7 separate regions of the Mus musculus genome follow, and all the other regions are linked to region 7. A link is a loop called in an ENCODE intact Hi-C map of the cell type or tissue named here. Cell type or tissue: left cerebral cortex. All regions are shown on one strand. Region 1 has its middle 13 kb from the start of Hspa13. Region 2 holds the start of Gm30569 (a long non-coding RNA gene). Region 3 overlaps Nrip1 (nuclear receptor interacting protein 1). Region 4 holds the start of Usp25 (ubiquitin specific peptidase 25). Region 5 overlaps Gm30790 (predicted gene, 30790). Region 6 overlaps Nrip1 (nuclear receptor interacting protein 1). Region 7 holds the start of Nrip1 (nuclear receptor interacting protein 1).

Region 1 (4,000 bases), 590 kb after region 7:
CCACATACACACACACCACACATACACACACTCCTTCATTATGCTTTCAGCCTTCCTACTTAAAAGAAAAAAAAATTAACCAACGGTAAGTAATATGACATACAAGCACACGGAAATCAAACTTTCTTTAGCTACTTTAAATGTTATAACATTTCAAACTATTCACATGATTTTATTCAATATGATCAGGAGAGGTGTAAACTCAAAATTCTTAAGGAGGAGAAATAATTTCTGTGGAATAGTAGCTTTTTATATGATCTTAAGACAAAGAGATTTAAGAGTGCCTCCTAAATTGGCTCTTAAATATTTTAAACGGCTGTGACTCGGCAGTGACTCCTGGGTTTAAGTGGTTTTGAGTGCCACTCACACTGCCTATATATATTTGTTTACATAGCCTTAGTCCATACTGTATTTTATAAGAATAGGAGGGATTTATTTCAAAATTCCTGAATCGTGCATTGCATATAAAACTCTGTCTGTCATATGAAATGATGTAAATACGTACTTGTCTAGGTGGTAGGATTCATGGATCTGTACACAAACGTCAACCCAGTTATCTTACAGTATCTGCCTGACAAATGATTAAATGGAGTTAATTGTATGGCCTACATGCCTCGAGATAGAACGAGAACAAAGCTAACTGTTCTAGAAGCCCCGTCTCCCATCTCCCGTCTCCCTTACCTCACTAACATTGTACTCAACCTCAAAGCGTGTTCAGCTGTGACTTCCTGTAGACATTCTGGTGGACTAAGAAATTTTGTATAAATTTGATCATTCTTAGCATGCCAGCAAGAGCATGAAAGCTCAAAATTACATTTATTCTCCACAAATAGCTGTTTGAATTAGTAAGACACCTGGACAGCTACGGGTCATATATCAGCAGTCGCTAACCTTCAGCTTCCAAGGTATTGCATTGGTTCATGTGAACTGCTTATCACAACCCCACATTTGCTCTCATAAAAGCCCTTACATGGTGTGTTTCAACAGCCAGGTAATAGTTACAAAAGGCAGACAACAAATTAAATGCAGGAAAATTGGCAATTTTATTTATGGAAGTTCATCAATACTATCAAACATTACTACCAGCAGTTGCAAAATGCAACACATGCTACTTAGCTTCTTATATTTTCATATTCTCTTGGAAATCCAATAAGCAATGGGATCATTTCTCCCACATAGAGAAAGTATAAATTCATGAGGTAAGCAGAGACTTGAGCCATCCAATGTCTCCAATGACTTCTATCCTGATGGGGATGATTCTTATCCAATAATTTTCAAAGCATAATTCATAAACCTTAAAGCAGCCTGAATATCTGTTCACACAAACAAGAACATATACAAACAAAGCACATGGCCAAAGTTAAGAGAACAGAATTATACAAAAGCTCTAGCACAGATACATACACACAAATCACTCTGCTCTCCTCCAAAGAATAAACACAAGTGGATCTCTTGGGAAACCTTGAACAATAACAGCAAAAAAAAAAAAAAAAAAAAAAAAAAAAAAAAAAAAAAAAAAAAAAAGAGAAAAATCATTAAAATGGAAAAACTCTGGGACAATTACATGCAAGTAGTTGATGCTATTGACAACTAGAGTGTGGCCCTCTCCTCACAGTCTGCAAAAAAGACTTGAATATAGTATTACTAGACTTTTCTCCATATATGTGTATGTATATATATATGTATATATATGTATGTATACATATATAATTTAAATATTTAAAAATCATATAATTATGCATGTTTACAAAAACATCATTGCCAACCATGGTGACACAAGCCCGTACTATTAGAACGTGGTAAACTGAAGGAGAAGATGCTGGGTTGGAGGCCAGCCTGCGCTACATAGTGAGATACTGTCAACACAACATAGAGAAAGTGTGGTGGTGTGTGTGTGTAGTGGGGAGGTAGAGAGGAGCTGTAGTTGCTTAGCTCTTGTTTACAGCTTTTAGTTCCTAAGCCTTTTAGTAAAGAGAGAGAAACAGTGCCAAGCTGCCTCACTGTTCCTTTACAGGGCAATGCTGCATTTATTTGATGCACACATTTTATTTAATTTAATTGTGTGGCCTTGCAGTCGTTTCACTGCTTAGGGTTTCTCAATAAAGATCTTGATCTACCTTCCATCCTAAAAGTTGATACCTGATAAACAAAGATGCAGGGTGAAGGTTAGATATTAAGAAGTAATTTTAGATGCCACACGTAAAAGAAACAGAGATTTGGTACAAAGGACTTAAGAAGAACAAGGATTCTTCATAAAAAGTAGAACAAATAACTGTGGAAATTGAAAAGGGATCTTAGGTGTGAAATAGGGTCAAGTTAAAAAGCCTTCTTTGCTGTGTAACAGAGACACCTGCTGGTCACTAAACATTTCATGGCTCAAAACCCCAAATACATTTGATCCTTTGCTCTAAAGGAAACACTCCCACACAAAGTCTTTATGCTCCTGGAAACTCAAACATAAATATGATGAACAGGCTCCATAAAACAGATAATAATTAAATTAATTTCATGTATGTTCACTCATATTAAATCTTGAACAGGAAGTGAACCCTGCCAGCTAAATGCTTATTCCATTTTCCTGGACGTACTCTGTATGACACAACTCTAGAAGACACACAAGAGACACGTGAGCACAGCACACTCTGGTCCTTTAAGAAGAAGCAGGTGTTTTTGTTTCTGAAGATGCACAGTAGCACTATGGTCAGCAAAAGATGAAACCCTGAACAACACACACTTCTTTAGTCACTTGTTTAGGATTGTGGTATTTGAAAACTAACGCAAACGATGATTATCTAAAGGCACTGGAGGTTAATCTTATACTCTTTTAAGGGGATTAAACAAACTGACTTGCTTTTCTCACAATAATAGAAGACTGATGCGACGTCTCCATAGAAACTAGATCTATTCTTGCAAGGTGTCGGCCTTGAGGACTGATCAGATGCTATGATGGTACACGGGGAATTCTCCCCTACCAGAATGTTTACTCATTGGTGATGCATCCCTGTTCCTTAAATAATGCAAACTGAAAGAAACACCATGGTTAAACACAGTTTTGGATAATGAAATATTCTTTATACTTTAGAACATGAACGGATATTTCATGTTTTGTAACAAAAATCTGATTAGACTTTAGAAGCCAAAATTATAATTACAATCTAAGACAACACATAGCACATAAGTTAGATAATATGCATACTAGATTCATAATGTAGGCATGTGAAGTTGCTTATTTTAATCAACTAACTCATCAATTAAAAAGAAGTTATTCACACTGTGTGCAATACTGCACTTAGCAGCATTCAGACACAGAACTATAAGAAAGTCTCTTTCCACTGAGCCCAGATTTTAATTGGATATATCACTTATTTCACATAAATAATAATGTGCAATAAAAGTCAGAATTTAATTATCAGCTAAATTAAGTGATGATTAACCAAAGCCGTGAAGAAGTTCAAACATGGGAGCTGTGTTACCCAGAGCAATGGCCCAATGGAAACGAGCACTGAGGGGCTGGCGACAGTGAGCTAGATTTGTGGAGGAGAAGATCTAGAGAACTGTATTTCATGTGATTCCCAGAACCTTAACTTCACTGCGCAACCAAAGAGAAGGTACAGAAAAGGGGCCTTCGTTGGACAAAAAAATGTAGACAAGGAGCTCCTATCCTTTAAGCAGAGGGTGAATTGAGGGTTCTAGCAAGAAATGTTTGGCTGGAAAAGAATGGGCCAATTGGACGAATTTTTGAAAGCCTGGCAATAAAGTTTAGATTTGATGCATTAAAGTATAAAATGGGTTTTGATAAATTCAAAGAGAGTGGCTTAATAAATTCCGTCTTTAAGAGAGATTAGTCTGGCAGCCACATTCGCCATAAGTGGTCTAATATGGATTGGTTCCACTTGAGTTACTTGGCTAACAATATTTGGACTCAAAATTCATCTACAAAGAAAGCATTTCATATATCTTTATATATTTTATTTTACAGGATGGTTAAATTATTTATTTG
Region 2 (4,000 bases), 74 kb after region 7:
ATTCTCAGCCCAGTGTGTGAAGTCACAAAAGCCCCACTCAGGTCCCTTACACCACCGCTCCTCCTGTTCCTCTGGCAGCTCACCAGGGTGCTCTTCTAAATGCCCCCTTCCTATCCCGGACCCTGTCTAAATCTACTTCCCGGTGGCAGGTGTCATGGTGAGGGCTATCCACAAGCCACCCCCATGGCAGAGACTTAAACTGGAATAGCCACAAAGCTGTCTCAGATTAGCAGCTCCTGGCTGCAACTAGAGATCGCTTCAAGCACTAGGTCATATGCACAGATGGGCCAGAAAGAGGTCAGAGGAAAGTATGCATAGCAATTTCTTAAATAAATAGGAATCCACTTAAGGTAGCCTAATAATGGTATGACAATATCTTCCACTTACCAGTTGAAGGACAAGGGTACGTGCTAATATTTAAAGATGCAGAACTTTCCCAAGAACAGTCTGTATATTGTATCCTTGTGCTGTGGTTATCACCGATTTCAGGTTTGTTAAATGCTCCCGGTTACAGGTGTCCTCACTATGCGTGCCTGTCTGTCCACAGATGTCTGTAGTGGTATCGGTCTTACAGATCCTAGTGAAACTTTTAACCTAAACCTGCTTGTGTTCTGGGCCAGCGCTCGAAAGAGCAAGGGTGCATTGTGTTTACCATTTTTGGAAAATTATGGTCTGTTCACAGTGACTCAGAACTTTGACCTAGGCCATATGAGAAAAGGACCAACACTTGGTTAACTGATAAGTGCCCCCACTAAGACAGCTTCCGTGGTGTGGTTTGTAACGGGTATGACTGGTCTTCTAGAAGAACTCATTAATGTAACTTGCATCTTTTGGCAGAAATAGATGGTGATTTCAAAAAATAATTAAATAATTTATATATTAAGTCCCCCCTTTCGACTTTCTTAAAACAGTCTTCATTATGTAGTTTTGGCTGGCCTTGAATTTGGAATCCAGAACATGCTGGCCTTGAACTCACAGAGAGACCCAGCTGTACCTCTCCATCCAGAGTGCTAGGATTTAAAGCGTATGCCACCATGCCCAGCTACATTAAGCTTGCATCAGAAGCCGACATCACAATTTGAAATTAGTTTACAGATCTGTCCGTGCATGTTCTTTTGCACTTGTTCTTTGCATGTTCGTGATTTTGTTAGATAAGTGCACCTTTGATAATAATTTCATTATAAAGCACTTTTGTAGCAATTGTTGATAACTAAATTTTCTTCCCAGATATATGGTAGAAAGTGTGGTGGAAATATTACAAGACGTTCCTATAGAACGACTACTCAACAGTGAAATCTAGGCACGGTCTGAGATACTGTGAAACTGAATTAAATTCAATTTCATTTGGATTGGATTTGTAAGGGAGCAGGGTCTGTTTGGGGATATGCAAATGAAGTTTACATTCAAAATTATCATGAAGAAGATGAGTTATAACAAACAAAAACACAAACGTGTATGCATCTGCATCTGCATAGGTAAAATTCACAATTCTGAGATGCAGAGAGCTGGCCTGGAGCTGAGGCAGTATATTTAGTAGAATCATGATTTTTAATGAAAGAAATATATGAAGATTTTGTTCTCAAGATGAAAGGAATATTTTTAAGCCAGAGTGTTTCCTGTGAGTAAAGGCAAAATGTCTGTGGCGTGTGCTAGGAACCCTGGGAGCTTTGATCAAACGCCAGCTGTTACATCAGTTCTCTTGGTAATCTTTCTTGCTGATCTGTGACCTTGACCTTGGGCTTCTGTCTGTATGTCAACTCTATTTTAAGGTGGAGAAACTGTAGTTGACTTCAATAGAAATTATACACCAGTCTCAAAAAAGATGCCCCTGTGCATACATGTTACAGATAGGCAATTCCAAGAGAAAGGGCTTTGGTTTAAGTGGTAGTCATCGTTCTGTTAGAGACTGGGAAACAGACATTGAATGGTCTCAAGTTACCCTGAAGAAATGCTAAGGAAAACCTAAAAGCTATCCCTATGTTATTATGGATCTAGACTTTAAAAAAGAAAAGAAATGTGCTACCAAAGGAGTTTGTTAGTGACTGTTTTCTGATTTTCAATCTTCTGAATATAATTCTGAATTTTATTACATGAAGAGACTCATTTCTGTCCCCAGAATCGGCCTGTCGTTTCTCTTGCATTTATCTGGGTACTCAAAGATCCTGAGTATTTTCTGGCATTTTATTTAGTATATAACCATTATGAAAAACAAATGAAGATCCAGTATAGTATAAGTTCATCTTCACCTTTTAAATAAACACAGGTTTAAGATATTGGGACTTTCAGAAAATGAAATTCATGAAAAGAAATAATTTGTAAGGGATTGAGTGGACTTCAAAAACCATTTCTTTTCTCTAGAATTCACCACAAAACTTGTGTCTTTGGTACACTTATATGAGAGCATATCCTTCTGGTCAAAAGTGTGTTTTTTGTCAATTACAATTTAACAAGATGCTCGGAATCATGGAGTTAAGTCCAGCCCATAATAAACACCTGAGATAGTCAAGAAGCTATGCCTCCCAGTGATGCTTTTTTAAATGGGAGATTTAAGTGACTGATTTAAACCTGTGCAAGCCCCTTACAAGCAGGCTAAAGGTGTGGATCTGCAAGTTAGGAGCCAGGGCAGCCCTGAAGACCCCCCCCTCCATTTTCAATAGGGAGAAATGTGAGTGTTAGTGGATGCATTTATATAAAGTGTGAACCCTCCTGGGGGTGGACGGAGCTTTTAAATTTTAATTGCAGAGGGTGAGCATCTCATTTGAGCAAACTGACTTAAATAAGTTCTTTGTGTGTGTGTGTGTGTGTGTGTGTGTGTGTGTGTGTGTGTGTGTGTCCCTATGCCTATTTCCATTAATCCTCCAGCCACACGCCGATCTTCAGATGACGATAGCACTGCAAAGAAAGTTATCTTGGCTTTCAGCTTCTATGAAAAGATGCACATTTTGAAAAGAAGTTAGGAGTTTACTCAGAACTGCATTCTAGGCATCTACTCCACCTTGCAGTTGTCATCCCTGCCCTGTGTAAGAGCTGCAAAGGAATGAGCCTTCTTCTCTCTTTAAGTTTTTATTCCCAGCAGCATCCTCATGTTCAATTTATAGTAGGGCAATCGCTGTGGTCCTTGCTCCTTAGTAAAGGGTTAGGTCCCATATCCCAGAAGATTGCCCTGTCTTGCTCTGTGAAATTGTTGAGATTTTCTATCCTGATTTCTCACTCACGCTTGGTCAGAGAAGTGCTTTCCTCCCTCTGGATGAAGTGGTCAGTGGACAGGACTCTGGGATGTTCTTGCTACGTTTTCTATTAATACTTCATGAAACTCTGATGTACTTTGTAAAACTCTTTGTCAGGGAAGCCCCTCAAGGGACCTGAAGTGTAATCCACAGTAGACAGAGCTGTCAAAGGAGCTGCTGTTGACAGGCACAGGAAGGAATCCTTGAGCCTTCCTGTATGAGCTAGAGCCAAAGGTCCACATGTTCATTAACACTTCTGTGCAGAAATTTCTTGAGATTTAATACTCAGGTAGTTATGACTTGCCTATGAAGAAACTGGCAAATTTTCATGGGAACAATTGGAAGTCCTTGCTTAGACTTATTTTAAATAGCATGCTATGTGTCATTACAGATACTGAATCTAAAAGCAACTGGATAGTAGTCTTTATTATGTATCTTAAACCAAAAGTAATGGAGAATATAAAACATTGCTTTGGAAATAATCTAGCTACTTCAAAGAATGAACATTATGCTCATTCATAAACTGCTCACATGTGAACTACTTGCAACCCCTTTTGAAAATATACTCTTATAATTCAAACATTGATATGTGTTTCACTAAAGCATTCCATGTTGAAATTTCTATCTTAACCATATGATCAAGATTCCATAAATGTTTTCATATTTTATTTTTTTAGAATTCTCTCAGAATACTCTTTTTCTACTACATACTAAAGAACCAGCAAAATTCCTCTCATAAGAAAGATCTAAAAGATAATTTTATGCTTGTAAGT
Region 3 (4,000 bases), 83 kb after region 7:
TGGAATTCCCCGCCGTATGCCTGCAGTACTCCCGCTTCCAAGCTCACGAACACCGCGCCTAGCCACCTGATGGACCTCACGAAAGGCAAAGAGTCCCAAGCCGAGAAACCAGCCCCGAGTGAAGGTGCACAAAATTCCGCCACGTTCAGTGCCAGTAAACTGTTACAAAATTTGGCTCAGTGCGGATTGCAGTCTTCCGGGCCAGGGGAAGAGCAGAGACCCTGCAAACAGCTGTTAAGTGGAAACCCAGACAAACCTCTCGGTCTGATTGATAGATTAAACAGCCCTCTGCTCTCAAATAAAACCAATGCGGCTGAAGAGAGCAAAGCCTTCAGCAGTCAGCCTGCCGGGCCTGAGCCGGGACTTCCTGGTTGTGAGATAGAAAATCTCTTGGAAAGACGGACTGTCCTTCAGTTGCTCCTGGGAAATTCCAGCAAAGGGAAGAATGAGAAGAAAGAGAAAACCCCCGCACGAGACGAGGCTCCTCAGGAGCATTCGGAGAGGGCTGCAAATGAACAGATACTCATGGTGAAGATTAAATCCGAGCCTTGTGACGACTTCCAGACCCACAACACAAACCTGCCCTTAAACCACGATGCCAAGAGCGCCCCCTTCTTAGGTGTGACTCCCGCCATCCACAGGAGCACAGCGGCCTTACCAGTGTCGGAGGACTTTAAATCCGAGCCTGCTTCACCTCAGGATTTCTCTTTCTCAAAGAACGGGCTGTTGAGTCGCTTGCTGAGACAGAATCAAGAGAGTTACCCGGCAGATGAGCAGGACAAGAGTCACAGAAACAGTGAGCTGCCAACCCTGGAGTCGAAGAACATCTGCATGGTCCCGAAGAAAAGGAAGCTGTATACGGAACCACTGGAGAATCCATTTAAAAAGATGAAAAATACTGCCGTAGATACTGCCAATCATCACAGCGGCCCGGAAGTACTCTACGGGTCGTTGCTTCATCAGGAAGAGCTGAAGTTTAGCAGGAATGAGCTCGATTATAAATACCCTGCTGGGCATAGTTCAGCCAGCGATGGTGACCACAGGAGTTGGGCCAGAGAGAGCAAAAGCTTCAATGTTCTCAAGCAGCTGCTGCTCTCCGAGAACTGTGTGCGAGATCTGTCCCCACACAGGAGTGACTCTGTCCCCGACACGAAAAAGAAAGGACACAAAAACAACGCGCCCGGCAGCAAACCTGAATTCGGCATTTCTTCTTTAAATGGACTGATGTATAGTTCCCCGCAGCCTGGCAGTTGTGTGACGGATCATAGGACATTTTCATACCCGGGAATGGTAAAGACCCCTCTGAGCCCTCCTTTCCCAGAGCACTTGGGCTGTGTGGGGTCCAGACCAGAACCTGGGCTTTTGAATGGATGTTCCGTGCCCGGTGAGAAGGGACCCATTAAGTGGGTCATCGCAGATATGGATAAGAATGAATACGAAAAAGACTCTCCAAGACTGACCAAAACTAATCCGATCCTCTATTACATGCTCCAGAAGGGAGGGGGCAATTCTGTTACCACACAAGAAACCCAGGACAAAGACATCTGGAGGGAGCCTGCGTCAGCCGAGAGTCTCTCACAGGTTACAGTCAAAGAAGAGCTACTTCCCGCTGCAGAAACTAAAGCTTCTTTCTTTAATCTAAGAAGCCCGTACAATAGCCATATGGGAAATAATGCTTCTCGCCCACACAGTACAAATGGAGAAGTGTATGGACTTCTGGGAAACGCGCTCACCATAAAAAAAGAGTCAGAATAAATGTGTACCTGCCATACCACTTTGGGTCTTTTTAAAATTTAGTCAGTATGAACTTGAGATCTGTATAAATAAGAGCATGATTTGAGAAAAGCATGGTATAACTGAAACTCCTTCCTTTTGAAAGTATTGGTCACTGGTGATGTTTAAATATGCATACTAATTTTTGCTTAACATTAGATGTCATGAGGAAACAATTGAACTCGAGGTTGGTTGTTTACTATTTCTGTATGCATCAGATAACAACTGTGACTAGCCTACGAATGAACCTGTTTTTATAATCGTAAATAAGAGGCATACATTAAAATGCACAACTTCACCAGTAGTGGATTGATGCAACTTGCTGTCTTTATTAGGGTTGTTCATTTCCCATCTCAGAAGCCAGCCTACATAACGTGTTTGTAACATCCAAACTGTTAGCTATTTGGAAGATAACCAAATTAGGAAAAAAAAAAAAACCCAGAAGCCTTGTGCTGATTCACACCTCATCAGTCTAAAAGTAAGAAAAAGCAATGCTTACATTTTTTCACTTTTGCTAAACAAAATTCTTTTTAACTCTTGGAAGGGGTTTTGCGGTTCCCAATGAGTCTGCCCCACCCCAGACCTTTTCAATATATATATTTCTTTAAACCTTTTACTATTTAGTAACAATTGATTACAATAGAGGGGAGTTTAATAGATCCTTAAAAATAAAAGGCAGATTTCCATTTTTTTATATTTTGACTACTTTACTAAATTAATACTCCTCCTTTTTCAAAATTAGAGAAGGAAATCTTCACTCACCTTCAGGCTGTTTCCTGGACAATTGACTACTTAGAAATCGTTTTTAACAAAAGCAGAAATGGGTTTTCTTTGGATGGTTTTTACCGTCTCTTTTGAAAGTTGATCCTCACCACTCCTGTGGGACCCGTGACTTTACAACCAGGATTTCTTAATTCTGGACAGAGACACTGCATTCATCTGACTATCACATGAGTCTCTGGAACAGTTATTTAAATGCAGACTCCTAGGCAGCATCTCAGGTCTACAGAACACCGTCTCCAAGTGGACCCGGGCGTCCTCCTTCCGCCTGTATCCTGACATGTTCTGTATGTGCTTCTTCCGCACACTGATGTTTGAAAACTGTGGCTTAGGACTTTTCCAGAACATGAGACTTTAAAGTAACTATCTGATGCCTATACTTTTCCCCCAATACAGTCACATATCCACTCAAAATTTGCAATATCATAGTTCCAATCTTACTATTATATCTTTGGAAATCGGGTTCGGAATACTTTTTATGACAAAAAAAAAAAATTGGGTAGAGGGGACAACTTTCCTATCTGGGTCAACATCTCAGGAAAATCTGTGATTATTTATTTGCTCTAATTAGTAAGATTAACTTAATTAGCCTTAGGGGTGGAATAACAGGGCCACTTAGCAAACTCAGGTGATCCCAGGACGGTTGGGAAACTTCTTGAATACATCCTTACCTGCTAGTCAAACTGTCCTCTGCACAGCAGTGTTTATGGAGTTAACAGATTCAACCCAAGAAAGACATCAAACTCAGATTACCTGAAACCAAATCAAAGGGCACTTATCAATCCATGACAGGACCTGCACAGTCACTTCACGGATCAATTCATTTTAAACAGGCATTAAAAGTAAATACTGACATTGTCTTGAAAGAACTTAATATATAATTGAGCCACGTGGAATTTCAGTCTTGAAACAGGTTGGTTTTTAAGTTCATTTGTTTATAGCCCACAGTTCCTCCTCCAGGCAATATTTTTTGTTTTTCAGTTTTGAGCCAGGTTAACAACTGACTTATCAAAAACTTACTGTGTACTCAGCAGTTAAGTAGGAAGAAGTTTATTTGGAATTGTTATACATACTTGAAGTTGTTTCTAAGATTTTTTTTATATATATTACAAATGGACATTATTTCTTAATTACCTAAAATTCTAAATGGTTATTTTTTCTCAAGATGATTTGTAAATAGTTAATGGGTATGTTATATGGTAACCAGAGTGTATGTTATGCAACATCAGAGAAAGGAGAACGTGTATGCTTATTCTGCTATGAAAAATTCCACTGGCCAGTGAGGTACTTTACTCCATGTTTATACTGTGACAATCTCATTGTCTACACTATATAAATAAGCTTTACACTTAGTCATTTTTCTTGGTCATGGTGAAAGGGCTGGAGCCTTAGAAATATATTGTAGGATGCTGGAGTTCGTCCTCTGTTCACGGCGCAGTAGTCTTCT
Region 4 (4,000 bases), 640 kb before region 7:
CTACTTTCCAACATTCTCTGACATCTTTGGTTATCTCAAGGAACATAAAATGCTAAAACTATTTTAATGACAAAAAGAAAAAAACGGGGGGGGGGGGCTGTTTGAAGGTATTGGTCTATTTTTTAGTACAACAGGCCTCACTTTAAAGACAAGCACAGGTAGGCTTTACAGCAAGTACCTAGTGTCAAAACTACAGCAGGGTGTGGCATCCATTACTCACACCGATGAGCCAAAGGAGGCTCTGGCTGTTCACTGTATACCTAATTGCTCCTACAATTAGAATTCAACTAAGCCAACATTTCCCCGGTGCTCAAAATGCTTTTCACACCAATAAGGGGGGAGGGGGGAGGGCAGAACAAGTAATGACCGTCTGCTCTTCAGGACATGGAGCAAGCTATGCTGGAGCTTTTAAAGATTCTTAAAGTAAAACCTAGAACTAGCAAGATACTGTTCGAGAAACAATATGTGATGACCCCCCTAACTCTGCGTGAAACTGATGCTAGAGTAAAGAACGAACAAGAGAGCAAGGTCAAACTTAGGGGACAAAAGATTTGAGTAACAGCCATAAAGGTCTCCTTACGCGCGAGATACTTTCTAGATCCAAGAGAGAATAAAATAAAGAAAAGAAAGAATAACCAACCAAACACTCTACTTGTACAGATTCCACCCTGGGTCGATGCGATGTACCTGCCCTGGAAGACAGGTAATTCGTTTTGGGGAGGTCCGGTTTTTTTTTCCCCAGAACAGCAGGCCTGGCACAATAAGACCTCCGAAAGAGAAACTGTCCAAAAGGGGTGACAAGTGACATTCTTGCAGAAGAAAAGGGACTGGAAAAGGAAGCGAAGGAGAAGAAAGTTTAATTACAAAGCCTGGCAGAGTGAGTACTGGAGGAATGCGGGGGTCACTCTGGGGACGCGGCGCCGTCGGTTCTGGGAGAGCAATCCGCAGAAGGGAGTGGACGCGAAGCCTCTCACTACTGCACACCCCGCTCCGCACGCAGCCCCGCGGGACCGAGCGCGACGCTCCCGGAGTGGCCCGGCCGGCCGGGAGGCCACGCGGCCCGTCGAGGAGCGGCGACCAGCCCGCGCCTCACCTTCTGCGCCGCGCTCTGCTGCAGCACATTCTGCTCCACGGTCATGGCCCCCGCGGCGGCCCCGCCTGTCGCGCTCTACCGGGCCCGGGGCAGCGACGCGGACGGCCCGGGAGGACGGCGCCCCCGCCAGCCGGGCGCGAAGGCGATGGCGGCGGGCGAACGCGGGCCCCGCGGGCAAGCGGCGAGACGCTACCGGAGAGCGCCACCGCGGCCGCCTCAGGTCCTCTGCGCCCCGATCCTCAGCGCCGCTGAGCCGCGGCGGCCCGGCCCATGGGCGCAGGCGACGGAGAGCACGATCAAGCCGGGCCGCGTCACGCGTTCGCACTCAGCTTCGCCTGACCGCTCCGGGGGGACCACTGCGGGCCGGCGGCAAGCGGACGGAGGGAGCGGCCACCCGGAATGGCGCTGTCCTCCGGCCGCCGCGACTCCGCCTCCAGCCCCTCCCTCGCCGCGGTCACCGCCCCCGCCCCGCCCTCCTGCCCCGCCCCCGCTCTGCCCCGCCCCACCCGTCCTAACCCTACATTGTGACCCGCGGGAGCGGAAGGAGGGGCTGTGTTGCTGCCCCGCCCCCTGGTGGGCCCCGCCCTCCGTCTAAGCTCCTCTCAGCGCGCGGGCTGGACGGCCAGAACCGCCCATCCTGCAGGTTACTGTGCACCATTTAAGGCTCTTGCTAAACTCTGACATTGCGACCCCCCGACCCCCAGTCGAGGCTAGAGCCATAGGACGGTATACCAGATCACCTTCCTGTCTAACGGTCTCCAAAACAATCAACGTCCTTCCATACCTGTAATGTCCCAAAACCTGGGCGGGCCCAGAACTCCAGCTATTTCCTATGTCACCCAAGCCTTTCTAGGAATTTCACAAGCCATGAACCTGCTGGAAGAAAAAAGTCAAATAAGCAGAACGCTGTTAGAAGTCCTTCTGGACTGTACTTTTCTCAACTATTCGTTACATACATCAGGACTGACATTCTGTGTTTATTTCATGCACTGGAATGTGTGACAGTCACTGCTAGACTGGGGATTTAAGGTTTATTTACTGAAGAGAATCTAAATGAATAGACATAAGGCAAACAACATTATGAAAGAATCACTGCCTAGATGATGCATAATTCTAATATCCCTGTTGCCAAATTAAACAAACGATTAACTACCGTATGTGGAATAGTCTACTGTAAACGGAATTGGAGGAAAAGCCTAACAGTAAGTAAGAAACCTGGAAGTAAAATATCTTCAATTGCACCAGCTAAACTAGGGACAGAGTAAGACCGAGACCCAGGGGAGGGTAGATTAATGAGCACAGGGTTACAAATACAATAATACAGTGCACATACAAGTTAGACTGTAATTTAATCCACGGCAAGAAAAGCAGGCTTGGTAAAGAATCCAAGAAATACCAGGTCTTATATCATCATAATAACTCGGAAAAAGTCTTGTAATAACTCTTTGTACTTTATAACCACATCTAATCTTCCTTTGGGATGTCTTCAACCCTCTTTTGTGATTCCTTCCTTGTATTTGTCATGTTCGTTTGACAAATTTTAAATTTTGACTTCATTCATGGTCCTAAATCCTTGACTACAAAGGTTGTGAAATGATTGGAGGTGAGGAATTTTATGGATACTGCAAGAATTCCAGAGCACATGCTGTTTATGAGAACACAGACCCGGAGAGCACGTGTCTGAGAATGGACCTCAGAGCTACGTTTCCACAGTTAGAGACCTCAGCGCTGTAACTTCTCATTCACAGAGTAGCTTTGTGATTCTCCACAGGGGAGAGAGTTTTACAAGGTCATTTTCTTCCATTCAAAAGTACAAAAATTACCTGAGATTTGAGATACTGCTCACTAGTAGTAAGCATGGAAGCACATAGCTACACATTTGATCTTCAGGACCACTGCTTTTAAAAAGTTAAAAATTAATGTGAAAAAACTATTACAATGGTTTTTTTTTAAATCTATTGCCAGATATTCAACTTTAACTTCAGGAATTTGGTAGTACAATAATTCCCCAGAGTTTCATTATTTAGTCTTAGTTTTAAAATCTTTAGTACCTACCTAGTAGATAAAAGTTTAATAGCCCACCTAGAGATTTAATTTCCAGCTCATTTCTGAAGATTTCTTACTCATTCAATGATTTTTGGCACACTGTCAATTGTCCAAGTATATGATTTTGAGATAACTTATTTGTAGGTTAACTTATATGTGTTTCTTTTTTAAAAAGATTGTAATTGGAATAATTGGAGAGCAGAAATTTGTGAATTAACATAAATTAGTACAAAAGCCCGTTTTTGAGAATTTGCGTATCTGTCAGCTTTGCTGCTCATGTATTTAGACCTTTGTCGTGTATTTAGAGGCTTTGAAAGACCTGGTAGCTGGAACTGTAGAGTCACAGAATATTGCATATGAACTCGTACCCTACTACATTACATGATTGATATTCGGTGAAAAATTATATGAAATACAAATCAAGTGTTTACTCATGATATAATCTGAGGATTTCTCAGGGCATACTGACTTAAGGTCCACGGTGACAGGATTGGGAATTGAGGCCTCAGGAAAGGTGAATAAGGTATAAAAATTCTACCATCGTGAATTAATTAATAATGAGTGAATATCAAAAGAGTATTATGAACAAACAAAATCCTTCCTCTCTTGTCACATCTTGTGCACGCGCGTCTCACACACATACACACACCTTCTGCCATGTGTGGTGCATCACAAAGGTCCTTGGTAGATGTAGGCTGAGCCCTGCATCCTAGACTACTTACACACTGGGACTATAAACCAAGAAATCTGGCATAGAATTAATGCACCAGTCTTTGGTACTCTACTTTGTGAGCATCAAATAAGCTAAGGGCAAACCCCAAATCTACTTTTTCAATTGAGAAAAGAACAATATTTCTAATA
Region 5 (4,000 bases), 400 kb before region 7:
ATACTGGAAGTGTATTCAGATGGTGGTGACCCTTCTGTAAGGCTGATTTACAAAATTCCACTGAGTGTATTCTTAAGTGGTTCGTTTCCTAGTATAGAAAATCTACCTTGATTTGGAAAAAACACAAAACAGAACACAAAACAAACTCACAAGTCAAAAGCTCTTTCTCCAAAGAGATTTTCGAACACATATTGACCCTGATTTGGGTCTATACTCTGAATTTATTTTGCCAGCTGATTGGTTGTGCCAGCTGGTGGGTGGTATTCGCTGGAGAAGTACTCTCTCAGTCTAGGACTCAGAATAGCCCCACAGAAGTCTCAGCAAGCCTAACCTCGGAAGAACAAGAAAAGTATAAAATGCATCAGGAAATAAAACCACCAACTCCAATAGGAAGCACACACTCGCAAGGATTACAGATAGTAGAATTACTGAATTTAGCACGGATAAGAATGCCCCATATTTAGAGCTTCTTTTAAAAGAAAGGCAGCAAGTATGGGAGCAATGAATATGGACTGCAAAAATTGACCAGACAGAATTTATTTTAAATTTAAAATTTGCAAAAACAGTTGGTCTGGGAGTTCTATGTCAACTTGGCATAAGATTTAGGAGGAAGAAACCTCAACGGAGACTGTGCCACCAGCAGAGATTGGTCTGTGGGAAAGCCTCTGGAACTTTCTCCTGATTGGTGACAAATGTTAGTGGCTCCAACTCTATGGGCAATATCACTCCTGGGCGGGTGGTCCTAGATGCTGTAAGAATGGAGGCTGAGCAAGCCATGGGCAACAAGGTAGTAACACTTCTCTATGGCCTCTGCATGAATTTCTGCCTCCAGGTTTTTGACTTGAGTTCTGTCCTGACTTCCCTCAGGAGTGGAGTATCACCTGAAAGCTGTAAGCTAAACTAATCCCTTGACTTCCCAAGTTGCTTTTGGTCTTGGTGTTTTATCCTGACAACAGAAATCTTCATGAAAACAATACTTAAAATGGAAAGATGTGATTTTCGAAATTTAATTGTGAGTAGAAATTAAACACCATACCCAGCTAAAGAGACAACCCACAACTGGAAAATACAGTGGGGAAAAAAAATGACTCAGGATTCAATCCGAGTAGAGTTTAGGAAACATTAAACTTACAGGGCCTGGCTTATGTCTTATTACTATACCATAAGAAAATACAGATACTAGAGAAAGACATCATGTATGAGAATTTTTCAGATTGGAAGACAGTATAAGAAACAAGCTATGCAAGAAAAGCTGTGACTTTTATAGAAACCTGTGTTGTAGAAACTATGGCACACACCCTTTAAACCAGACAATGTTAAGTGAGAAATTAAGTCCTAATATCGAAGTCTGGATGACAGAAAGCCCTGATTGTCTTATCTGTCTATATTTATGCTTCTGTAGTAAAAAAAACATCGGTACCAGGAATTCTATTTTATTTTCTAGCTCTGAAGGTTGGAAAGTCCAAAGTAACATTGCTGGCTAATGCAGTTTCTGGAAGAAGGCTCTTTCCTAGCTTGCTGATGGTCACCTCCCTCCTATGCAGTGGAGGTGGGGCCAGGTCTCTAGTGAGAGGCAGAGGGGACAGAGGAATGATGAGCAAGACAATGGATCTTCCCTCATCTTCTGAGACTACGCTATTGCCAGCACCTCCCACTTTAACATTCACCTTGACCAGGTGTTAAACTTTGTCTGTTTCCCCCCCCCTCTGTTGTTAAATTCCAGAGTCTAGGTAAAATAGAGACTATTTTGGGTCACAGATCTGGAGACAGAAGAACAAGGGGTCTGAATACACTGGTAGTCATTTTACTGGCAGAGTCCTAAGGTGGTGTGTGGCATGGCATAGCAAGGAAGGAAGTTCACGCATGCATGAGTGAATCTCTCCTCCCCAACCTTGGTATGTATATGTGAGTGTGTGTGTGTGTGTGTGTGTGTGTGTCTGTCTGTCTGCCTGTCTGTCTGTCTAAGACTGTGTGTTTCCTTTTCTCCTTCCCTCCCTCTTCTTTAAAAGTCACCAATATTGAATTGCGACAGCTCCATCCTGACGATACGCTCTGTTCGTAGTCAATCCCCGAATTCTGCCTCCCAACAACATGCAATTAAGCTTCAATCATCTTAATACTTCACAAGAATAAAACCCATGTCGTGGATTTCAGAAACAACATGCTGTTCCGCACACCCTAGTGAACCTCGTCTCCAGGGGGCAGTCACACTCAGTGTAGGAGCTAAGGGCAAGACCATTCTGTCTATAGCACTTGTCTCTCCCAAAGCCGGTTTGTATACAGACCCTATGTTGAGTTCATCTTACTCCTTAATCAAAGAGGAAGTTTGATGTTGGGTATGCCTTTCTCTCCACTCCAAATTCTCCCTCAGAGGTGGCATCTTCTCTGTTCTGTGCCTCAGGAAGCCTCTGCAATCCTAAACCTGCTAGCAGGTTACTGATTACTTGTGGCCCCTGGGATAAACTGGCAGATGATCGATGAACTGAAGGCACAAGAAGCCATGATATGAATTTTCTGTTCCTCCCCTGTGTTAGCTCTGCATCTTGTGTGGCTGCTTTAAACCTCCAAAGCTGCACCTGGAAACTCTTTTCTCCATCACACTTCTAACGGTGTTCCGGTAATGTTCCCTCGCCCCTTCATCTAAGAGGTGGCCAATGTTGCCAGAGCCAGGGTAAGTCTTGAAACTGTGCCCGGGTCTCCATCAAGAGCGTTGCCGCCATTAACATTTCTTCATTTAAAGCTTACAAAGAGTGAATTCCATTTCTTTGAGTCCAGGGCCTTGGCTAGCTTTGCTTACTTTTCACTTTTAATTTCAATCTCAGTTGTGTGGAAACACCAGTCTCCATTTATATTTGGGGAGGGGGATAGTTCATAGATGATCATCAGAACTAGAAATGAAACATGAAAAAGAGAAGGAGAAAATTTGAGAAGAATTCGTTACAAATCTGCATAAAGACATTTTCCCTTACACCTTTAGAAACGCTCTCAATTGTCAAGGGATCTCTTACAGAGCACTACATAGACAAATACCCTTTGTCTTCTTGTGAATATGTTGAAAGGCATTACCCAAGGTCTCTCTCCATTGCTTTAATGGAAAGGTTATGTGGAGAGCATTCATTTTTTTCCCCCTCTGATTCACCTTCAGCTCCCCTACTTTGGAATGAGAAGTGGCCATTTTCAGGACTTGAGTTTAAAATAGGTCATTTCCCTCTTGCTTAGTCAGAGGAGCCTGGCTTCCTTAAATCGAGTGACTAGGTTTGTTCACGAAGTCCTTTTAAGCAATGTAACTGAGTTCCAAACTCAGCCTTATCCTTACTGCTTCAGAAACAAATCCTGAAGTTGAAAAGGTGGCAGGTCACAGTAGGTGCTGGGAAACACCATCAGAGAAGCAACTCCAATGGGCCACAGGCAGCTGAAGGTCCGGATGCTCTGATAGAACATCCAAGAAGGAAGAGCGGGAGACATGAGGTAATGGGACAGGAATAGGATTCACAGAGTAAAAGTTGTCCTCAAAACAGTATATCCGTGAATGTTTATTGACCGCAAAAGCATTCCCAAGTTGGATGTTTTGGGTCCCTTCATTCACAAGACTTGCCTTAGAAGAGATGACCACAAGGATATCAAAACCGACCCCTCATAGCAGGCCATGCCAGTGTCTGTCACAGTGTGTGTTGGTAAAGTATGGCTTGAAGATGAGACGAAAGCTCTTTTAGTAGGGAGAGGAGGAAGAAATGAAGAGGAGGAGAAAGAGGAAGAGGAGAAAGAAGGAGGGAGAAGGGAGCACAGAAGAGGGAGGAAGGAAAACTAGTTATGTTTCATAGCTATAATCTGTCCTGAGAAAATATTTCTAAACTCACCCTGCAAAAATGCTGTCTATAACACCATTGGCATCAAACGGGACTACTTCTTTTCTTCTTCTTCTTCTTCTTCTTCTTCTTCTTCTTCTTCTTCTTCTTCTTCTTCTTCTTCTTCTTCTTCTTCTTCTTCTTCTTTCCACTGT
Region 6 (4,000 bases), 53 kb after region 7:
GCCTCTCCCAGCAAACAGCACTGAGCTAGCTTTACCAGGTTCTTCTCAGGTCCTTCTCAGGTCTGTTTCTAGTCACATGATACTATTTGATTGTCACTTTAGCAAGGTATATGCAATCGTACCTGGTCTTCGATTTAACCAGCCCAGAGCTTATTTTTCAAACACTGAAAGTCCTAGATTCGTGTCGATGGAGTGATTTGATTTTTACAGTGCTGCAAATCTAAGATATAGCTGTAGTTTTCAGGTTTATCACCATGACACTAAAGTATAGTCAAGGAAAAAAAAAATACCCAGCTTGAATTCATTATAAATAAAACGGAAGGAATGTTTACTTTTGAGGACTAATAGTTCCCCCCTCCCTTCTTTTTGTGATTTCTTGCTTACATAATTTGTTATGAAAGAGTGCTTCTAGGTAAGCCATCTCTCCAGAGTGCTTGTAACGTCTTCTGTTCTGCTCTGGAAGGGTTAAGAGGAGACAGCATCCTGTCAAAGACCTTGTTTTTAATTTTGCTTCTCATACTGGCGCTGATCCTGCTAAGAGCAGCCCAGATTAGTTCGGGAAACCTTTGAAGAGATTTAAGATGTCCTTCAGCCAGTTTGAAGGTTTTTGTCTTGCAAATCCAGTACAAGGGCGCCTGCAGGCATCTCGACCCTTGCTGAGCCGCTGATGCAGCTCAAGGTCACTCTAACCCGCCCTGTGACATTCAACAACAACAGAAAAAAAATTATGCGGTGGAACTGCTTCAGCATTCAGCCAACCAACAACTTCCTCAGTGAGGGAACTGGGGAAGAAGTCTCTCTCCCCTCCCCCCACCTCTACTCTCTTTTTTTTTTGGGGGGGGGGGAGGCTTTGTGAATTTTTTGCTGTAGGAAATAATCCCGGATTTCTGGTGTGCGTGATGACAAGGTCATTTCTTAATTAGAACACATGTAAAGAAGAAAGCTAAATGGCTTCAAAACAGCTTTGTAGTTGATGGAGAGGATTTAAATTATTTAAAGAGATAGTCACCCATGTATGATGGAAACCGAATTCTAAAGGCATTAACTCCTTCCTCCCCATCTCCTTGCCCTTTCTTTGCATTCTCCATGTCTGACATTGCGGGGTTGCACTCTAAAATAAGGAAAATTTGTCCAAGAGTCTGGTTTATGTTTTGAGACAAAACATAATTTATAAATGTAATCCTGAGATAAACTTTTAATGGAGTTTTCTCTCGGAGACACGGCTCCTGGAAATTTTATCAAATGGCTGGAAGAACTAGGGCTGACCCTCTGGCGGCTGTGATTCATTTATACTGTATAGGAGGGAGGTGCGTAGGGCCTGATACCTTCTCTCTCTCCCCCCTGACACACCCACTTCCGATGGAGATGCCTCACTGAACTCATTAGCCCCTGTTTCTTTCAAATCAACAGCGGATCCAGATCAGGTCTTTCAAGTTTCCAAGAATTGACACGGATTTAAAATGGACCTTCCAAAATTTGTTTCTGAGGGCAGTTGACATGCTAAGGCTAATAACACCAGACCCATGAATACTTCACAGCCATGTTGGGTTTGCTCTGCTGTGGGCCAGTAGCTCAATGAGATAGACTCCAGGAGAGTCAATGTCTTCTGCTTGGACTTCATGCATGACCCTGGGGCCCAATAATGAAAGATTAATTAATTTTATGATTGTTATATTTATAGGTATTAGATATAAACCATTAAAATTGTTATTTCTTTATGTGAGAGAAAATCACATTTGGGCCGAGAAACTTGATTTGAGTTTGATGATATTGGCAGAAGAATTTCCTCAGAATTCAGACCCCATTGCTTTTCTGCAAATAGGAGCTAATGGGAATCTGGCCAACTAGTGTGTAAAGATGTATAGTAGTTTCAGTGTGAGTATTTTAACAGGTAGTTTGGATTCTGTAAGCTACACTTAACATTTTTAAGTTGGAGTGGATAACACAGTAGATTGTATAAGAACTACCTAGAATTTACTAGACCTGTTCTTGGGAGGGATTTTCTTCCTGTCAAGAAACATTTGTTTTGAGTCCATGAAAAGAAAAAGGACTCTTACATCAAGACACATAGTTTTAGGTACAGATATCGAAAAGGATTTCAGGTTTGCCAAGAGACATAGTAGAAGGGACTCTATATGCAGGGACATGGCGCCAGGCAGTGAGCTTTGCCCTTGCCTGGAGTCTGGTATGCCCTAAATGTCATGTATGACCCAAGCTCACCTGCTACTCGTTCTAATTTACTGTCCTAATTCATCGATTTGTTATCGCTAATTGTTCTTCATTTACTTGTGTGTAGTTTCCAGTACCTAAAGGGTTGAAAGGTTGCTGTAATTGGCACCCGCAGCTGCTCTTTCTTTTGACAGGGGATAATTTTGCAGCCTATGCTTTGTGTGACAGCTGCCTAATTGGGCATTCTCCTCTTGTAGCAAGCCTGCCTCCTCCAGCCTCCCTGCTGACAAATGGTGGTGGATTATAGATGAGGACAAGCTGACCCATTCGACCTTGCTGAGACAGCGGGGAGGGGCCTCCTGCTACTTTAGGGAAGCTTTAGGTCATTTAGAGGACAAGGTCAGGAGCCAGGTGGAGAAATGACATGATATCACATGACAGTAGCCTGGTGACATGGTCCGCATGTCAAGGACAAAGGTATCAGTATTGATTAAACATTCCTGCAATACTTCACTGCATTCCCTATTTCTTAATTATTGCTCCTGAGGTTTTTTTTTTTTTTTTTAGGAGAGTGTGGGGTGCAAAGGAAGGGCGCAGAAAGAACGCACTAAGCTGTGTTTTAACTGTGCCAGAGCATTTGTTTACATGAAAATAGACGTGCTTGGGGAAGCTTCCTAATGAAGTTTGTTCAGTTAGACGAGTGTTCTATTCTGCTCTTAATTATAGTTTAGTTTGCCGCCCTTTGGCTAGCAGGGCTTCTCAAGGTATTCACACACGAAGGCAGACAAATTAAAATGAGGTAATGTGTGTTGGTATAAAAAGTGTTTCCCTTCTGTCATCCCGCTCTCCAATGACTGGCATGGCTTTTGTGTGTTGAATAAAAGAAAAATAAGTCAATGGCAACTATAAATGGCTAATTAAAGAGAACCTGAAAACTCTAGGTTTAAGAGATCAAATACCCGCCTGTGCCTCCAGACTCTAAAGTGTTACAGATACTCTTTAAAGCACTTCTGAGACCTGAGCATATTTTCAAATGGCATGGAATTATACTTAGTGTAATAGCTTCGAGATAAATGGAAATTCTTTCATTGTTATTAGCAAGGCACACGCTCTTTTTTGATAGTAGGTTTGAGCTATTCCATTTTAAGTGTAAAATCAGAAGAATCCATGCTGAGTCTATTAACCCTATCATATCACTTGAAAGTTCTATCTGTGAGTTATATACTGGATAGATAGCCCAATTTGTAAGAATGTCTCCTTTTTGAAAACAGTGAGCATTTGTAACACACAACAGATCATGGTTCTCAGGAGTGGAAAAAACAATTGTTTTGCATGCTGTCAGGTAGAAGCCCTCAGTGGAACAGTGGGACATTTTATCCCTCTGAGGATAAAAATTGAAGAATGATAAAATATGGGGTGTTGTATATGTGTGTGTTTGTGTGTGCACTCATGTGTAAAATGATGGTTTGCCTACGCCGGGCATGTGTTGAGCTGTTCTCAAAGCCTGACTCGGTCTTGGTGGAGGTTTAATCCTGTGCCCTTGTGCGTGTACACTTGATTAGTAGTTGTGGTTATCTCAGCAGAAGACATACCGCCCTCCTCCTTGTATTGGTCGGGACCCGGGCACTGGGGAGTCAAGGCAAAGGAGAAAGAAGAGAGGTTTTGCATTAGTATGCTATGAAAGCCTTACTGGCTGCAGAACAAATTGATTGCTCCGTCGGTCGGTATACCTGTGCTTGGCACCACTGCTGTGAAAGAAAGGTAGGGCTGGGATCTGTTTGATTGTATGACATATTGTGACACTCCAGGAATATTTAACATGCGCCCTTTC
Region 7 (4,000 bases):
TATGCAGTTCATTCAACACACGTGTGTTATCAAGAAGAGTCCAGGATTTTACTTATTACATTGGGTGGGGGTGGTCTGCTTTGGTATATCGTCTAATATATAGCTGTTGGAGTTTTAGCACTGATACTGGGCAAGCAGAACAAACGAGATTTAGCTTGCTGGGGCAATCTCGGAGATCTAAAACCTCCTTAAAAAGTGAGAATGTTTTTCAGAGTGACACTTGAGTGGGCTCAAATATCTGTCTCCACGTCTGTCACTGCAGCCCTCCATGGGAGCTTCACTCTCCTACAGGCCATTTATTACTTAGCTTACCTTTATATTAATTGTGACAAGCTATCTGGACTCTCAATGTGTTCCAGAGAAGAAACTGCCAATCAAAAGAGAAGGAAATGTTTGCCTACTGGTAAGAGAAGCTTGAAATACGGTGTGTGTGTGTGTGTGTGTGTGTGTGTGTGTGTGTGTGTGTGTGTTGCAGGGGCTTGAACCCATTGCCTTACACTCATTAGTATCTCTTTGCTTCATCCTTATCTCAGTTTTACAAAACTGGGTCTCCTTTTGGAACTTCATCCTTGCACTTGCTAAAACGTTCTAGAAGACCTCCACCTTCCCACTTCCTGTCTCAGCCTCCCAGTAGTTGGGATTACAGGCCAGTACCACCTTGGCTAAATGAAAGCATTTGTTGAATCTGCTATAGTCTACCACAACGATGCCTTTTAATAAAACTGACATTGAATTTAAAAAAATGGCACATTAAATTGGGATACATTTAGAATGTCTTTGTATAATATTTACAAAAAAAAAAAAAACTAAAGAGCTAATAAGTTACAATTATGCTGGTCATTTAATTTGCAATTATTTGCTTTTTGTCAATCCCGGATAAATGATGCCGGACAGGTAATGATGCCTGGGATTAATGCTGCCTTTACTAATTTGCTTTAAGCAGATTTTGAACTGCGGCATATGCGAGTGCTATGCTGTTACATGAGATTGACACTACCTTAGATGACAACAGATTGCATAGGTGAGTCACTAGGAGGACAGATAATAAGTATTTTAAAATGCACCATCATCGCCATTAAGGAAAATATTTCCTGCATGTGCTCAGGACTGTGCTAGAATATAGCTTTATTAAGAATTGATTTGAAAAATTGCCTTTACTTTAAAGATTGGGAAGATACCCCAGACGTTTTTCATTTGAAAAATCCGAAAAATAGCTATAGAGCTATTATATAACAGTAAAGAATACGGTTGGGTCACTTGGATAATTTTTGGTTTTGGTGTGCATCAATAACTGCTTCCAAATGCTACCGAAATTCTTAAGGATATGAAAACATATGAGAGTAGAAAGCTTCATCCACAAAATTGTCTTAGTAAGTATTTTAAGGCAGGGATAGCACTTCAGAGTTTAGGGTGAATCGAAGATGTACTTTAGCCTTTTTTTTTTTTTTTTAATGTCAAACAAAAACAACTTCTGCAACCACAAGTCTTCCCGCAGGTAATTCTTTTCATGACTAGAGTCAAAAACAAACGAGACAGAGACATCTGGGGTAGGGGGAGCGTTAAAAGGAGGCTTCACAAGTAAGATATGAAGGGAGTAGAGAGAATAGGTTTTAAAAGCAGAAAACACAAGGCGAGGAAGAGATCATGGTTTCTTATTTTTCTCTCCTCCCTCCACTTTCTCGCCTCACCAATCTGTTAGCCCACCTCAAATTTAGAGGCGGGTTCAGCGAGACCAGGCTGCAGGAAACCCAAGTTTCCCTGCATTGCCACCCTGGCTATATGATGTAATTGTTATTTATTGAGACTCTGAACCCAGCAAGAGCTGCTTTAAAGAAGTGACAGCCCATCTCCTAGTCCTGTTGGGTCAGATCCTTCCTGGGGGTGGTGCAGTTTGGCGGGCAGACCCTGCTGGAGACTTCGCAGTGACAAAGCAGCAGAAGAGAAACCAGGTTCCTGGGTCCTGCGTCCGTCTAGGGAGCTAGCTGTGCACTCCTCAGGTCTCCTTTCCAGTTTTCCGCTTGGAATCATGCCATATTTATCACTGGGTCCTACTAGGTGCTGAGCATGGGGTCAAAATGACCTAGAGTTATACAGCGCCGCAGCTTCCGGGATTTGAGCGGGACACAGATTTTAAGGAGGTGGAAATTGAGGGTGGGTAAAGGGCGCCAAAAGAACGCGTGTTTGTGGGGTGAAACGGGAGAAAGGGAGACACTTAAGGTGCCAGCACGTAGGCTGGGGAACCTGGGGTAGGATTAAGGTGCCCCGACGCCCCTGTGGTGCCCCCAGCGTTTGCCCCGGCACGGGTGACATGGGCGATCGCCTGGCCCCTAGCGGGGAATCTGTCCAGGCGGCTGGCTGGACGGGGCTGGGAAGCCAGGGCGCCGGCTCGGGAAGCACAGCACCCCCTCCTTCTCCGGGTCCAACCGCGTCCTCTCTCTGCCTTCAAGGCCGATCAGTCCCGGACCCCCACCCGGAGCACCGGCGAGGAGGCCTGCAGACGCCCGGTGGGCTCCCCGGCTCCGCCGAGCCTCCGGGTGCGCGCTCGGCCCGGGTGACAATGGGAGGGAGGGGCAGAAAAGGGTTAAGAAACTTGGCTGAAGAGCTGAATGGCGTGGAGCAGCGAGGGGAGGGACCCGGCCGCCGCGAAGTCGGCGGCGGAGGGAGGAGCGCGGCTGCGGCGGGCGGGCGGCGAGCGAGGCGCTCAAAGTCAGCCTCGCAGACATTGCAGCAGAGCCCCGAACTCGGGAGGCGACGGCGACCGCGGCGCAGGCGGAGGACGAGCCGGCCCCAGCCCGCCCGAGCGCAGCGCCCGTGGCCTCGCGCGGCCGCAGGGCACGGCTAACCTGGGAAGGAGGGAGCGACGCGGATCGGCGGCCCGGAGCCGCGGCGGCCTCGGTGAGTGGCAATCGCGGCCCGGGCTCCGTGCGGAGCTCGCGGGAGCGGACGCCGCGCCGCCCGGGCACGGCCTGGGTGCGCGGCCCGTGGAGGCGGCGGAGGCCGGGGGAGGCCCGCGGGGAGCTCCGGGAACACGGATCCCGGGGACAGCCCTCCGCCGCGCCCCGCTCCGGCTCTCCCCTGGAACTCGCGGGCCCGGCCGGCGCAGCCGCCAAGTTGTGGAGTTCCCAGCCGCGGGCTCGTCCGTGCCAGCCTTGGCGCGAGGGGCGCAGCCGCCCTGGGTGTTCTGCGCCGGGACCCACGCGGGTGGCCGGGTCGCGGGGCCCCGGTCGAGCTCGCCCGCCCAGCTGCCCCCGTTGGCCCCGAGCCCCGGGCGCTGGCTGCCGCGCCGCTCGGTCCTGCCGCCCAGCGGTGCTCTCGGTGGCGCCCGCGCTGCTCCCCGCCTATCGCTGCCGTCTCCCTTGCGCGGTGCTCGCCGATCCCCGGCCGGGAAAAGTGACTCGGAGAAGGGGCAGCACTGAGCCCCAGGCCCGGCCTGCTGGGCACGAGCTCCCCGCTTGCCGAGGGAGGGCGAGGCTCCTTGCACCCGAGGCCTCAGCCCAGTTCCCCCAGCATCCGAGAGGGGGTTCACTCGCATGAGCCTGGTAAAGTCCGGGGAGACCGCTCTCCTCTCTGGTGCCACTGTCCTCCTTTAATACTATTGTTGTTAGAAGAAACCCTCTAGCGTGCAAACATTCCCCAGACCCTCCTATCCCTTTCCAAAGTACTTTCCAAATTTTAATCAGGAGTTGATATTCAGACTGAAGGAACAAAGGAATCCACTGTGTTTAAAAGGCGGACAGGCAGAGAGTCTGACACATGTTGATCTCTAAGGCATTCCAGGAGTTTCTACCTTCCATCATGTCAGTAATTTAACTGGATTCTGGAGGTCGTAAACGAAAAACGGAACGTTAGGTAATTTCACGTTAAAATACTTTGTCGTCGTCGTTGTTGTTTTAATTAATGGGTCATTTTAGTTGGGGGAAAGTCCGGACATGATTAGGTGCAAGAACTTTTAACTCATTTTTTTGTGGCACCAGGCTGGAGTTTGTCTGCTCATGTAAGC

What was found. Peaks named below come from ENCODE experiments on the same cell type or tissue, not always from the same donor. Only the 100,000 strongest peaks of a DNase experiment are listed, where the experiment ranks them.
Region 1: it touches region 7 in a loop (6-fold over the local background); 15 of 42 quality-filtered maps call a loop at or near these places.
Region 2: it touches region 7 in a loop (2.1-fold over the local background); 9 of 42 quality-filtered maps call a loop at or near these places.
Region 3: a loop joins it to region 7, with 2.5 times the contacts of the local background. A loop is called at or near these places in 9 of 42 quality-filtered maps.
Region 4: a loop joins it to region 7, with 8 times the contacts of the local background. A loop is called at or near these places in 5 of 42 quality-filtered maps.
Region 5: a loop joins it to region 7, with 2.9 times the contacts of the local background. A loop is called at or near these places in 17 of 42 quality-filtered maps.
Region 6: it touches region 7 in a loop (2.1-fold over the local background); 6 of 42 quality-filtered maps call a loop at or near these places.

The regions. Positions count from the first base shown.
Region 1 is chr16:75,777,817-75,781,816 of GRCm38, reverse strand. No RefSeq gene overlaps it. Among named protein-coding and RNA genes, the nearest start is that of Hspa13, 13 kb to the right of the region's middle. In left cerebral cortex, a CTCF peak has its summit at 2,352 (motif pointing left); a DNase peak (open chromatin) is centred at 2,368.
Region 2 is chr16:76,297,402-76,301,401 of GRCm38, reverse strand. All of the region lies in intron 3 of Nrip1 (nuclear receptor interacting protein 1), which reads left to right. Gm30569 (a long non-coding RNA gene) reads right to left here and starts at 681. Exons shown (of 3, transcript XR_876166.3): 1 at 388-681. In left cerebral cortex, no CTCF peak of the experiment used is centred here; DNase peaks (open chromatin) are centred at 85 and 1,627.
Region 3 is chr16:76,288,937-76,292,936 of GRCm38, reverse strand. It overlaps Nrip1 (nuclear receptor interacting protein 1), which reads left to right. Exons shown (of 4, transcript NM_173440.3): 4 at 1-4,000. The coding sequence ends at 1,755. Among named protein-coding and RNA genes, the nearest start is that of Gm30569, 9.8 kb to the left of the region's middle. In left cerebral cortex, no CTCF peak of the experiment used is centred here; a DNase peak (open chromatin) is centred at 1,626.
Region 4 is chr16:77,011,234-77,015,233 of GRCm38, reverse strand. It overlaps Usp25 (ubiquitin specific peptidase 25), which reads right to left and starts at 1,165. Exons shown (of 24, transcript NM_013918.2): 1 at 1,094-1,165. The coding sequence starts at 1,138. In left cerebral cortex, a CTCF peak has its summit at 1,678 (motif pointing left); DNase peaks (open chromatin) are centred at 930 and 1,595; H3K4me3 peaks cover 1,992 bases; H3K27ac peaks cover 994 bases.
Region 5 is chr16:76,767,016-76,771,015 of GRCm38, reverse strand. All of the region lies in intron 1 of Gm30790 (predicted gene, 30790), which reads left to right. Among named protein-coding and RNA genes, the nearest start is that of Gm30790, 10 kb to the left of the region's middle. In left cerebral cortex, a CTCF peak has its summit at 2,194 (motif pointing right); DNase peaks (open chromatin) are centred at 294 and 2,200.
Region 6 is chr16:76,318,452-76,322,451 of GRCm38, reverse strand. The region is part of intron 3 of Nrip1 (nuclear receptor interacting protein 1); the gene reads left to right. Among named protein-coding and RNA genes, the nearest start is that of Gm30569, 20 kb to the right of the region's middle. In left cerebral cortex, no CTCF peak of the experiment used is centred here; DNase peaks (open chromatin) are centred at 604 and 2,466; H3K4me3 peaks cover 578 bases; H3K27ac peaks cover 1,221 bases.
Region 7 is chr16:76,371,767-76,375,766 of GRCm38, reverse strand. It overlaps Nrip1 (nuclear receptor interacting protein 1), which reads left to right and starts at 2,718. Exons shown (of 4, transcript NM_173440.3): 1 at 2,718-2,895. In left cerebral cortex, CTCF peaks have their summits at 2,341 and 3,358; DNase peaks (open chromatin) are centred at 1,897, 2,541, 3,064 and 3,383; H3K4me3 peaks cover 2,846 bases; H3K27ac peaks cover 2,549 bases.